Regions from separate parts of the Mus musculus genome. Here region 1 is linked to region 2. Evidence: chromatin contacts called from ENCODE POLR2A ChIA-PET data. All regions are on one chromosome and are shown on one strand. Each heading gives the region's core, a stretch centred on a gene start or an enhancer-like site at or near the end of the contact. The rest is flanking DNA. Distances are from core to core; before and after follow the strand shown. Region 1 holds the start of Cct3 (chaperonin containing Tcp1, subunit 3 (gamma)). Region 2 holds the start of 1700113A16Rik (RIKEN cDNA 1700113A16 gene).

Region 1 (5,723 bases), core at 2,754-5,253, 120 kb before region 2:
ACTTCTTCTACCTCTGGTCCCAAAGTGCTGAGATTAGAGGCATACAACACTATGCCCAGGTATCTATATGTACCTGAATAGGTTCTTGGTATTTGTAAAACTGTTAGAAAGGAGGTGAGAAAACAAAACAACAAAACCAAACACACCTCTCGAAGAATGGCATTGCCATCATTGGTCATCACGATGCCTCCCATTGGGTCCAAAAGCATCTAAGAAAAAGCAAAAGTGTTACAGATAACAAAAAAAGGAGGACATGGGGTTTGAATTCCAATAAAAGGTAGTCCAACCTTCATCATAGATTTAGGTCCCAAGCAGGTCCGGATGATGTCTGCAATTGTCTGTTGGTAAGGAAACACAAAACAAGAAGCACAGCAGAGAATAATGTGAGTGTTTCTAATAACCATTGTTTTGTTTTAAACAGGGTTTACCTAGGTAGCTCCGACTGGCCCTGAAGTCAGAGACAGGCCTGCTTCTGATTCTCGATGATAGGATTAAAGGCATACTCTACCATGCCCAGTGCATAGCCAGTGTTTTAAAGACTTATTTTTATGGGTATGAGTGTTTTGCCTAAATATATGTTTGTGCTTCAAATACATGCCTGGTGACCAAAGAGGCCTGAAGAGCATGTTGGATACCCTAGAACTGGAGTTACAGGAGGTTGTAAGCTACCACCTGGGTTCGGGGAATCAAATCTACGTCTTCTGCAAGAGTAGCAAATACTTGGGGCTCAAGAGATGGCTCAGTGGTTAAGAGCACTGACTGCTCTTCCAGAGGTCCTGAGTTCAATTCTCATCAACCACATGGTGGCTCACAACCATCTGTTATGGGATCTGATGCCCTCTTCCAGTATGTCTAATAGTGTGGTGGTGCATGCCTTTAATCCCAGCACTCGGGAGGCAGAGGCAGGCTTATTTCTGAGTTCGAGGCCAGCCTGTTTTACAGACTGAGTTCCAGGACAGCCAGAGCCACACAGAGAAATCCTGTCTTGAAAAAAACAAACAAACAAACAAACAAACAAACAAAAAAGAGTAGCAAGTGTTCTTAACTATTCAGCCATCTCTCCAGCCAGTGCCACTGTTTAACAATGGCACTTAACGACGAGAATGGTAACTATTTTAGACACAACAAATAAATTTTCAGAAGCTATTTCAGTTTTAGTGTCCTAAGAGTTCAGCATTAATACTTTTATTGACAGTGGCCTCTGGTCCACATGAAATCAAGACTTCTAATCATTCACTCAAAAATATACTTACTGAGCTCAGAGTGGTGGCACATGATTTTAGCCCCAGGATTTGGGAGACAGAGGCAAGTAGATCCATGAGTTCAAGGACAACCTACTATACGCAGTAAATTCTAGGCTACCCAAACAAGAGGGGACAGGGCTCTTTCAGAGGACCTAGATTAAAGTCCTAGCACTGATACGGGAACTTTCACAATGGCCTGTAGCTCCGGTTTCAGGGGGATCTGACCACCTCCTCTATGCTTCCATGCCATGTACACACATACATACATGCATGGAGGCAAAACACTCCAACAGTAAAGTAAAACAAGCAAATCTTTTAAAAACCTCCCTTCCTGTATCACCACCAGGGAAATGCCTTGGAAAAAAAAAGCAAGTTTTCCTCTGCTCATTGTATGAAGTACAGAACCATAGGAAGTTTGCTACTACCAATAAGGAAGTATTAGGAGAGTCAGCCAGAACAAACTGCTGTTATCTCATAAAACATGCACTACCTTTGCAGCATTGATATTTCCAGACTGAACTTTTCTTCCAGATTCACGCTTTGTGTTCTGACCTAAAACAGACAAAAACACATGTCAACAGCCCAGTGTACACAATCATTTTATTTCCTAACTTAAAAAAAATGCTACATTTTAATGTATATATCAGGTGTACAAATGCTTGGCAAAACTGTGAGGTCAGAAAACAACTTTCAGAGTTAATTTTCTTTCTATCACATGGGTGCCAGGGATCAAACTTGGTCATCCAAGTCAGGTAGGGTGGTGCATGCCTTTGACCCCAGCACTTACGGCAGAGTCAGGAGTATCTCTGTGACTTGGCATATATATAGAGAACCTGCCTCAAATGAAACAAACAAACAAACAAACAAACAAACAAAAATAGCAACAACAAAAAGACCTCCAGTTATTATTAGGCTTAGTGTCAGGAGCTTTTTTTTTTTTTTTAAACCTGTTGAGCCATCCTACCACCAACCCTATTCATCAAGTTTTGAAAATAAAAATAAATACAAAGTTTTCAGTGTATAACCAGCAGTCAATTACAACTGTTTAAGGTTGAGCGTGGTAGCATATGCCTTTAATCCGAGCACTGATGCAGATGGATTTCTGTGACTTGAACACCAACCAACTTGGTTTATAAAGTGAGTTAGTTCCAGGCTAGCCAGTTACGAAGTGAGATGGCCTGGTAGTTAAAACCTTTGGAAGCTCTTGCAGAGATCTCTGCATTCATTTCCAGCACCAACATGGTAGCTCACAATCATCTCTAACTACAGTTCCAGGGGATCTGATGTCCTTTTCTGGTGTCTGCAGGCACAGACATAGAGGCAGGCAAAAAACACAGATAATGAGAGAACCCCCGGTATAATAAGAGATAACCTGAAATGCTTCAACTTCATAGTCTTGACCAGTACTTTCCTTGTATGCATGCTTACATATTTCCAGTGATTCATATCTTGAGTGCCCTGAATGGGCCTCAGTAGGACAGTGATTTTTCACAAGACTGCACACCCCTTACAACATCCCCGGGAAGAGGAGCCACAGAGTCTCAAAGATTAGTGACCAAGAAAGTCTGCTTGTGAGGCTGGAAAGATGGTTCAGCTTCAATTCCCAGCCCCTCAAGGTGGCTCACAACTGCCTGTAACTCCAATTCCAGGGAATCTTGGTGCCATACACAGACGAAAACAAACAAAATATCAATCACAAGCCAAGGAATCTCACGATAGAACAGGAAAAAGACTAAAGCCTGAGAGCCACCCTGTAGGTAAACTTCTCTCAGGAGACTAGAGCAGAAAATAATGACTTCTTACAAATCTGGCCTGCTGCTTAAAACCTCATGGACTCGTCTACGAGTGTGTAGGAGAGGTAGTGTCACTGAACACCTTTGTCTCTCCTCCCAGTGTGGCCAGACTAAATCTGTTTTTCTCTTTACTATGTTTAACTTTGACCCAGGCTTACTGAGTTATTCTCAATAGCTCAGGTAACTGACAAGGAACTGGTGCTCTTTACTGAGATGAGTGGCGTTCCCTAAAGAGGAAAGAAAACCAGGAAAGGAATTTGGGAGAACTGGCTGGTGGGAAAGATCACATCCAAGATCGGGAACGCCAGGAATGTCATTTCCGAACAAGGGTTGCTGAATGACCGCTACTGAAAAGATGCCACTTCCGATTCGATCTGCCGGTAAAGGCAGCTTTTACTTATCAACTTAACAACTCTACTACAGCCTCCTAAATACTGATGCTAAAGTATCAATCAAGCGAGTTGCCGTTAAGTCACGCCTCTACGGAGGGATGGACCGAGCATAGGAAGCAAGGCCTACCGTTAAGAACCATCATTACTATCTACACGGAAATCATGCTGTAAAGGACACGGGGGCGTGGAGGGTGGCGACTAAAGAACCGAACGCGAATAGGATGAAGCACACGTAAAGACTAGCGACTCCGAGAGCGGAAAGTCATTTTGTCAAAAGAAGGCGACAGGAGAGGCAAGAGAAGAAAAGTGGGGAAGGAGCTTGGTCCAAGGCGAAAAGACCACTGGAAGGCACGAGGGCCGAGTCATGGCGGGACGGAGCTGGGCAACACTGGCCAGCTTGGGGAGAGAGGGGCGGAGAGAGACATCCCTTCCCTGAACTCACTGAGCACGAGCACTGGACGGTGGCCCATCATGGCGGCACGACGCAGAGCCGACTCTCCAGAGCTGGGGGGAATCGGCAGAACCTTCTGGAGAGAAGAGCAGCGAAGAAAACGCTGCCTCCTCAGGAATGACACAGAAACCTGCTAACCTCTGAAGTGCCGCCAATCACCAAACTCATTTTATTGATTGACAAAAACATAGGCCAATCGACAGTATTAGCCCCGCCCTCTACGCAAGAAAGGCAAGGCAAGTTAGATAGAGAGGGCATGATGTAGGGGACTGGGAGACGCAAGCGCTTGCGCACTGGCGTGGCCGCTCCCGGCCGCGTGCGGCCAGAATGTCTGCGCAAGCGCCAAAGCACGGGCAGTTAGCTGGCTCGCTACAGCGCATGAGTACCCACTAGAGGGTGGGTGCTGGGGTGGAGGCTTTGGATTAATGCTGTAGGTAAGATCATGAAGCTCTGTTTTGTCCATCGGTTCTCGTCCGACCGTGAAGGCCAAGGAAGGCATGATAGTTCTCTACTTTTTATTTCAGCCTTAGCGGTAGGGAGGAGTAGAGGAGCCAGAAATACCCGTCGTGGCCCGAGAGATTGAGGCAGTGTAAAAGTGGAAGTTGTCCTACGGGGCGGGGAGGCAACGACTCGGCTCCCCGCCTCCCCGGAGCATGCTGGGAGTTGTGGTTTACTGCTCTAGACGCGCTGGTTTTCTTTTTTAAAGAAAAGGAAGGAAAATTCTTGTTCTTTAGATGTACCTATTTTTTATTTTATGTGTATGGTTGTTTTGCCTGTGCGTATGTAGGTGCACCACTTGTGAGAGGCGATCAAGCGGGAGTCTGATCCTCTGGAACTGGAATTGATTGTGAACCGCCACGTGGGTGCTAGGAAGTAACCCTGTCTGCGGGACCATCTATTGCTCTTAACTGTTGAGCTATCTCTCCTGTCCTAATGTCTTACTTCTTAGAAAAATACGTTGAGTCTAAGGCAAAAAGACATAAAGGAGGATCGCTCACATTTCCCCCGAATATCCTAAGTCGTGTTTCTTGCAGTATTATGAGTCTTCTTCGCCCCCTCCCCCCCAGCCTGGTCACTGGTTAGTGACAAAAGAAACTAGAGTTTTTGTTTTTTTAATTACCGTATTATCTTTACCAGAGTTCTAAGGCTGGCCTAAAACTCGTCGTAAAGACCAGGCTGATCTCAAACTGGAGACAAGCCTCTTGCCAGATCACCCCATATAGGAAAAAGACAAAACAAAACAACAAAAAAAATAAGGCTAGTAATTAAACAGAAGTCTCAAAGAGTCATGACATGTTTGTGATAGATTTAAAGTTCGTATTTGGTATGCTTTGTCTTCTGCAGTGAAAAGGCACTAACAAAAACTGCCGAAGGGAATTGGAGAAAAATTAACAATTTCAGAACAGTTGTTTGTTTGGTGTGGTAGCACACCCCTGTAATAAACTCCAGAGGCTGAGTCAAGAGGATAGCGATTTTCAGTGGCTTCAGTCTCCCTGGACCACATAAGGGAGGCAGCCTGGAGGGAAGGCTCAGTGGGCTTAGAGGGTATATTGCTCTTGCAGAGAACCTCAGCACAATTCCTTGAACTGATGTCTGGCTGCTCACAGTCACCTCTCACTCAAGGGAGATCTACTCATATATGTACATATTCACATAATTAAAACTTAAAAATTTTACATTTAAAACCAGACACCTCTATGAGATAGTGTATACACTGTTATATACTGTTACACTTCGGGCTTTCAGGGGAGTGCTTAGGAAAGAAGACACTGTTGTTTGACCATGTGACCCTATTATTCTTTCCCAGGCACCAGACCTGTTGCTGTCAAGATGGAGCAGCACA
Region 2 (6,261 bases), core at 833-3,332:
CAGCATTTAACCAGTAAGCAGGCTGATGCCAGCCGCACGCACCCTGCCTGTGCTCTTTTCCATCCCACCCTCCAACTCTGCTCAGGTAACTACCAACACACCCCACCTTTACCAGCCCTCGGCTCTGCCAATGCTTCTGTTATTTTGTTATATTTGAACTTCAACAACTTTAACTCTGCCTATGCTCTTCCATCCCTGGATGGCTCAGTATTTAAAAGCACTGACTGCCAGGCGTGGTGGCGCACGCCTTTAATCCCAGTACTTGGGAGGCAGAGGCAGGCGGATTTCTGAGTTCGAGGCCAGCCTCTACAAAGTGAGTTCCAGGACAGCCAGGGCTATACAGAGAAACCCTGTCTCGAAACCCCCCCCCCCCCAAAAAAAAGCACTGACTGCTCTTCCAGAGTTCCTGAGTTCAATTCCCACCAAACACATAGTGGCTCATAACCATCTGTAATGGGGTCTGATTCCTTCTTCTGGTGTGTCTGAAGACAGCTACAGTGTACTTATATAAATAAAATCTTAAAAAAAAAAAAAAAGAGTAATTATCCCAACTTGACACTAGGTCACTGCGAGCAACAGTCCCTAACAATATAGGACCCCTGGGTGGGGAGATAGGGCCTCTTGGCTGCTTCACCTGGACAGTGTTTTTTGGGACTCCAGCATCTTAAGCCTCAGCTTGGGATCTGTCTACACGATGTGGCGGCCACTGTAATCTGGGAACGGAACTCCTTCTAGGCAAGTGCTCTACCATTAAACTAAGCTATACCTCCATCCCAATAGAAGGGTTATGTGAGGACCTCTTGAGTGAAAGAGTATAAGACAAACTGTGAAACCTCTCTAAATAAATATTCTTACTACTGTAGCAAGGTGTCTGCACAGATTCAGGCCAATAGCTCTCAGGCTATTCGCACTATAATCTTACCGCCAGAAGACAGGAAAATAGAGCAAGGCGTGTCCAACCTGTGGCCCATTAAAGTGGACGGCATCTGTGACTACTTCTCCAAACAAAATCATTTGTGGCTCTTTTTTTTTTTTTTTTTTTTTTTTAGACCAGAGTCTCTTATATTTCGGGATAGCCTTGAACTTCTAATCCTATATGCACACACCAGGTCGAACTCCAGCAGAACTCCGGGCTCGGAGCTACATCCCCAGCCCCGCGATTTTTTTCTTTTTTAAATATTTATTTGTTTGTTTATTTATTTATTATATGTAACTACACCATTCATTTATTTATTTATTTATTTATTTATTTATTATATGTAACTACACTGCAGCTGTCTTCAGACACCCTGGACTGGCATCAGATCTCATTACAGATGGTTGTGAGCCACCATGTGGTTGCTGGGATTTGAACTCAGGACCTTCGGAAGAGCAATCAGTGCTCTTAACCACTGAGCCATCTCTCCAGCCCCCTTTTTTAAATAATTCAATCACGCAGTTTTTCGGCGTGGACTTTGTGGTTAACAGTTTTGACAATGACAAATCGTTGCATTCGCCTGTCGGATTCTCCTTCTGGAACGCCCAGGCAATGCCAGATCTTACGCAGTGCTGTCAATCTCAGTAAAATTGCCAAGGCTGAGGGTGCTAATTCTCAATTTGTGCAGGAAGTTGACGATGGGGGTTTTACGCATGCGCACCTCCTCAGAGCCCCAGAGAAACTGCCCAAAACTAGAGCTTCACGTAGTTTCACCCTTGCTGAACCTTCTGAGTACTACGCACGCATCTTGTGCAGGCAGCGGTTGGCCGGTGCTTCCATCACTCACCCGAAGGGCCAATGGAGTGAGCCTAGTTACCTACTTCCCCCTGAGTAGCAGGCGGCGCCGGGCGTGGCTTGAAGGCCTTTGTTCCACGCGCGGCGGAACTTTACGAGAGGCTCCGGAGCGTGCTCTGCCACCTGCTAAGCCCCGGAGACGCAGTCAAGGGTCTCAGCGACACCTTGGGGGAGTGGGGCAGAACGTACGGAAATGGATGTTAGGCGACTCTACAGCCTACCTTCTATACCCGCCCCCTTTCGCCTTAGAGTGGAGGGTTACTTTGAAACCCGGAAGCAATTCATCTCCGGAACACACCGCGGGTCACGTGGGGGCGGTGCGTAACGGGCGCGTGATCCGGCGTCCTGCGGGTCTTCCCCTCCCCAGGGGCACCCAGCATGCTTTGGGCACGTGGCAGCTCATGTCCTAAATAGGAGTAGTCCTGGGCCGCTATCCTGTGAGGGTGGAGACGCTCCCCGAGACTGGACAGACACCGAGAGGTGGAGCTGAGCCAATACGAGGCTAAGGGGTAAATCTGACTCACCCGAGAGGCCGGAACTGACCTGCTGCAAACTACCAAGGAACTTCGCTAGGCTGGGTGGCTAGAACGGGGGGGGGGGGGGGGGACCTGTAAACTATGCTAAGGCTACCTCTTCTATTTGAGACCCAAGTCTGAAACAGGACAGGAAAGTGGATTTGCTCTTCGTCCAGGTAGTGAGTGATTTCAGGCTGCAAACATTCAGGTCCAGAGCCTGAGATGAGATCGCCTGGGTCCCTTCCACATCTGCTGATCCTTGAACAAGTTCCCACACAATCACAAGGCTGGAAAAGATAGCCCATGGGACTAAAGGATGAGTCAGACCAAAATAACCACTGGCCTCGTGGCATGAACAGTTAGACAGCACTGATTGCTCCTAAGAACCACTGACCTTGATAGCTGAGTCCAAGAGACCCACACCCTAGTTCTATTTTATATGGCAATACTCGAGGAACTCGTCCTTCAGCTAAAAAAGAGATCAGCTTCAAAAAGTTGCAACTTGGGAGTATTTTTTATTAAAAAAAAATGTGTATGTACACATGTGTCCTGAGGAGACCAGAGGGGTGTTGTATAAGAATGTTTGCTGGGGGAGTCAGTGGTTAAGAGCATTGACTGCTCCTCCAGAGGACCTGTGTTCCATTCTCAGCACCCACATGGCAGCTCACAACTGTCCTTACATAGACAGACATGCAAGCAAAACATCAATGCACATAAACAACAAAAAATGTTTGCTGACCTGAATTGGTTCTAGCACCCATGCCAACATCTCACAACTGCCTGTAACATTAGCTCCAATAAACTTGATGCCCTGCTCCAGCCTCCAGGGACACTCATGCACACACACACAAGAAAATAAAATCCACACCATTGCATACACTAGCAAGATTTTATTGAAAGGACCCAGATGTAGCTGTCTCTTGTGAGACTATGCCGGGGCCTAGCAAACACAGAAGTGGATGCTCACAGTCAGCTAATGGATGGATCACAGGGCTCCCAATGGAGGAGCTAGAGAAAGTACCCAAGGAGCTAAAGGGATCTGCAACCCTATAGGTGGAACAACATTATGAACTAACCAGTACCCCGGAGCTCTTGACTCTAGCTGCATATGTATCAAAAGATGGCCTAGTCGGCCATCACTGGAGAGGCCCATTGGACACGCAAACTTTATATGCCCCAGTACAGGGGAGCGCCAGGGCCAAAAAGGGGGAGTGGGTGGGTAGGGGAGTGGGGGTGGGTGGGTATGGGGGACTTTTGGTATAGCATTGGAAATGTAAATGAGCTAAATACCTAATAAAAAATGGAAAAAAAAAAAGAAAAGAAAATCCCCCCCGCCCAAAAAAAGCCGGGCAGTGGTGGCGAACACCTTTAATCCCAGCACTTGGGAGGCAGAGGCAGGTGGATTTCTGCGTTCGAGGCTAACCTGGTCTCATAGTGAGTTCCAGGACAGCCAGGAAACAGAGAAACCTTGTCTCGAAAAACCAAAAAAGAAAAAGAAAATCACATAAAAAACACAACAAAAATATGCACTGTCTTTCATTTGTGTAGGCACCATGCCAGATAATGTCCAGTCAGTATTTTTTAAGATCCTTGGGATCATGTTAGAATGTTTGGCTTAGTTTCATTTTATTCTTTTTTTTACTAGAATTCCATGTATTCCAGTTATCCTGAGCTCACGTACAGCAGAGGATACCCCCGAGTTTCACCGCCATCTCTTACTAGGATTCCAGGTGTGTGGCACTGCCTCTTGAAGTATTAAGCGCTGAGTGAAGTGTGAGCCCAGGACTTCTTGCTTGCTGGGCTGTCCCATCCCTGTGCCATCTCTGCAGCCCTTGGAGGTAGTGCTTGAATTGAAGTTGTCTCTTTCTGGGTGATTCCAGGTTGTGTCAAGTTGACAAAACCAACCAGGCTACACTACACCTGCCATTTTGTACTCTATGAAGCAGCACACTCAGTGTTGACAAGTATCAAATCAAAGTATTAGTTCTGAAAAATATTGAAGAGGTTCTACATGGAGAACTGTCAAATATTCAGCCAAGCTTGACTGATTGTTTTTTGAATTAAGACAGGGTTTTACTCTAGCCTTGGCTGTCTGTATGTCGATCAGGTTGGTCTAGAACTCAAGAGAGTTTTGCCTGCCTCTGCCTTTCACGTGCTAGGATTAAAGGCATGCACCACTATACCCAGCCTTCAGCCAAGAGTTATATAAAAATAAATCCATCTTATTAGTATGAAAACTTGCTTTAATTTCTTCATGTAGTCTTAGCTGGGCTGGATGCTTTAATCTTTAATAACTATTAAGATTATAAATATAGACCAGATAGTTTATGTGTATTAAAGAATTTTATTTAAAACAAATCTGGGGGGCTATGGAGATGGCACAAGTATGTCTTCAGGTCAGCAAAGCTAGGTACAGTTGTGGGTGCCTGTAATCCCACAAGAGAATCATTTGGGCATGTGGCCAGCTAGTATGACTAAAATGACAAACTCCAGATTCGGTCAAGAATGACTGAGGAGGACACCCACCCACCCACACAAATACACAAACTTGTCATTTCCAGCAGATGTTTGATTTGTACATTTCACGTTCTGGGTGTACAGAACATGAATTCAGCTGAAGAGAGGTTTGTGAGAAGGAAAGTGTAAGAAGCCTTGAGAGCTGCTTGTACACACTTTTGATCCCAGTAGAAGCAGACAGATCTCTGGAAATTCAGAGCTAGTCTGATATAGTAGTGAGTTCCAGGAGAGCAGAGAGAACCTGTCCCAAACAGCAGGAAGAAAGAAAGGGAGGGAGGGAGGGAGGGAGGGAGGGAGGGAGGGAGGGAGGGAGGGAGGGAAAAGAAACCCTGTGATAGACTCCCGACTAGAAAGAAAAAGGGAGGGAGGGAGAGACAGAGACATTGCTGTCAGTTTTTGCTAGCAAGTGTTCCATCTCAGTTTTCTGAAGCAGTGTCTTATGTAAGCCAGCCTGCCCCACAGGTCACTCTGTAATCCAGATGTCCTTCAACTCCTGATCCTCCTACCTCTGCTTGTCCATGCAGGGGTTGCAGGCATGCGTCTCTTTTCTGAGTTTGTTCTGACACAGGTCCTACTGTGAAACCCAGGCTACCCTGAGCTCCCCATTCTCTGCTGTGTCACTCCAGCTCCTAGCTAACCTCAGTCATTTCTTTAAACTATTTTGAAGACCTAGACTGTGGAGAATAAAGCCTCATTGCTAACGAAGGCCTTCACATGGCCTCTGCCTGCCCCTTCAGCTCTGCATGCCATTCTTGTCTATTCGCCAGGGTTAGATTTCCGTAGGGGCCCATGTGCCTAGGGAATTCCTACATGTCTTCAGTGTTCAGCTCAAACTCTTCCTAAGATACTTCCCAGACCCCTAGTTTGGAGCGGATGTGCCTAGTCTCATCTGGGAAGCCCAGTTTCTGCTGGTTCTTTAGTCTACTGTTCCTACTAGCAGTAGGAACCCACTGACTCCTTTCTGTTCTGGTGCACACCTAGAGTCCAAGGAGCGGCATGGACTGAGCCTGGAAAGGGGCTTTTCTTGGCCTGTTGAAGGCCTTGAGAACCAGCAAGGCCTTTGCACTTTACGTGGTGAGCTATGGAGTACCGTGAAGGGGTCAGATTATCAATGGAGCCAGATAGGGGGATAGCCTGAGAAGGGCAGGTGTGAATTACAGGAAATAGGCAGCTGTTTACATTGTATAGGAACACCCAACAAGTGTCAGAACTTGACCACACTCCGACTATGCAGAGTCCACAGAACTCTGTATCACACTGTAAGTGTTTTACAACTGAGTGGGAAAGGCACCACACTGGCCAGGGCGGTATAGTGATCATTTCACATTTCTAACGTTCTCCTGGTGCTAATACCACCCTGAAGTGGTTTGGCAATCCAGACTACTTTAAATAAATATGTACAGGGGTGTTTTGCCTGCAGGTATGTTAGCACACCACCTGCATGCAGTGCTTGCAGAG

Evidence for each region. ChIA-PET counts read pairs that join two places held with the same protein, here RNA polymerase II (POLR2A).
Region 1: POLR2A ChIA-PET joins it to region 2 with 36 read pairs in Patski. The contact joins the promoter of Cct3 here to the promoter of 1700113A16Rik in region 2. POLR2A ChIA-PET finds 5 or more read pairs at or near these places in 4 of 5 experiments (Patski and embryonic stem cell).

The regions. Positions count from the first base shown.
Region 1 is chr3:88,295,415-88,301,137 of GRCm38, reverse strand. It overlaps Cct3 (chaperonin containing Tcp1, subunit 3 (gamma)), which reads right to left and starts at 4,003. Exons shown (of 14, transcript NM_009836.1): 1 at 3,872-4,003; 2 at 1,735-1,796; 3 at 288-338; 4 at 147-209. The coding sequence starts at 3,902. Tsacc (TSSK6 activating co-chaperone) reads left to right here and starts at 4,139. Exons shown (of 4, transcript NM_001357024.1): 1 at 4,139-4,314; 2 at 5,688-5,723. The coding sequence starts at 5,711.
Region 2 is chr3:88,173,606-88,179,866 of GRCm38, reverse strand. 1700113A16Rik (RIKEN cDNA 1700113A16 gene) reads left to right here and starts at 2,082. Exons shown (of 3, transcript NR_045997.1): 1 at 2,082-2,280; 2 at 3,932-4,016.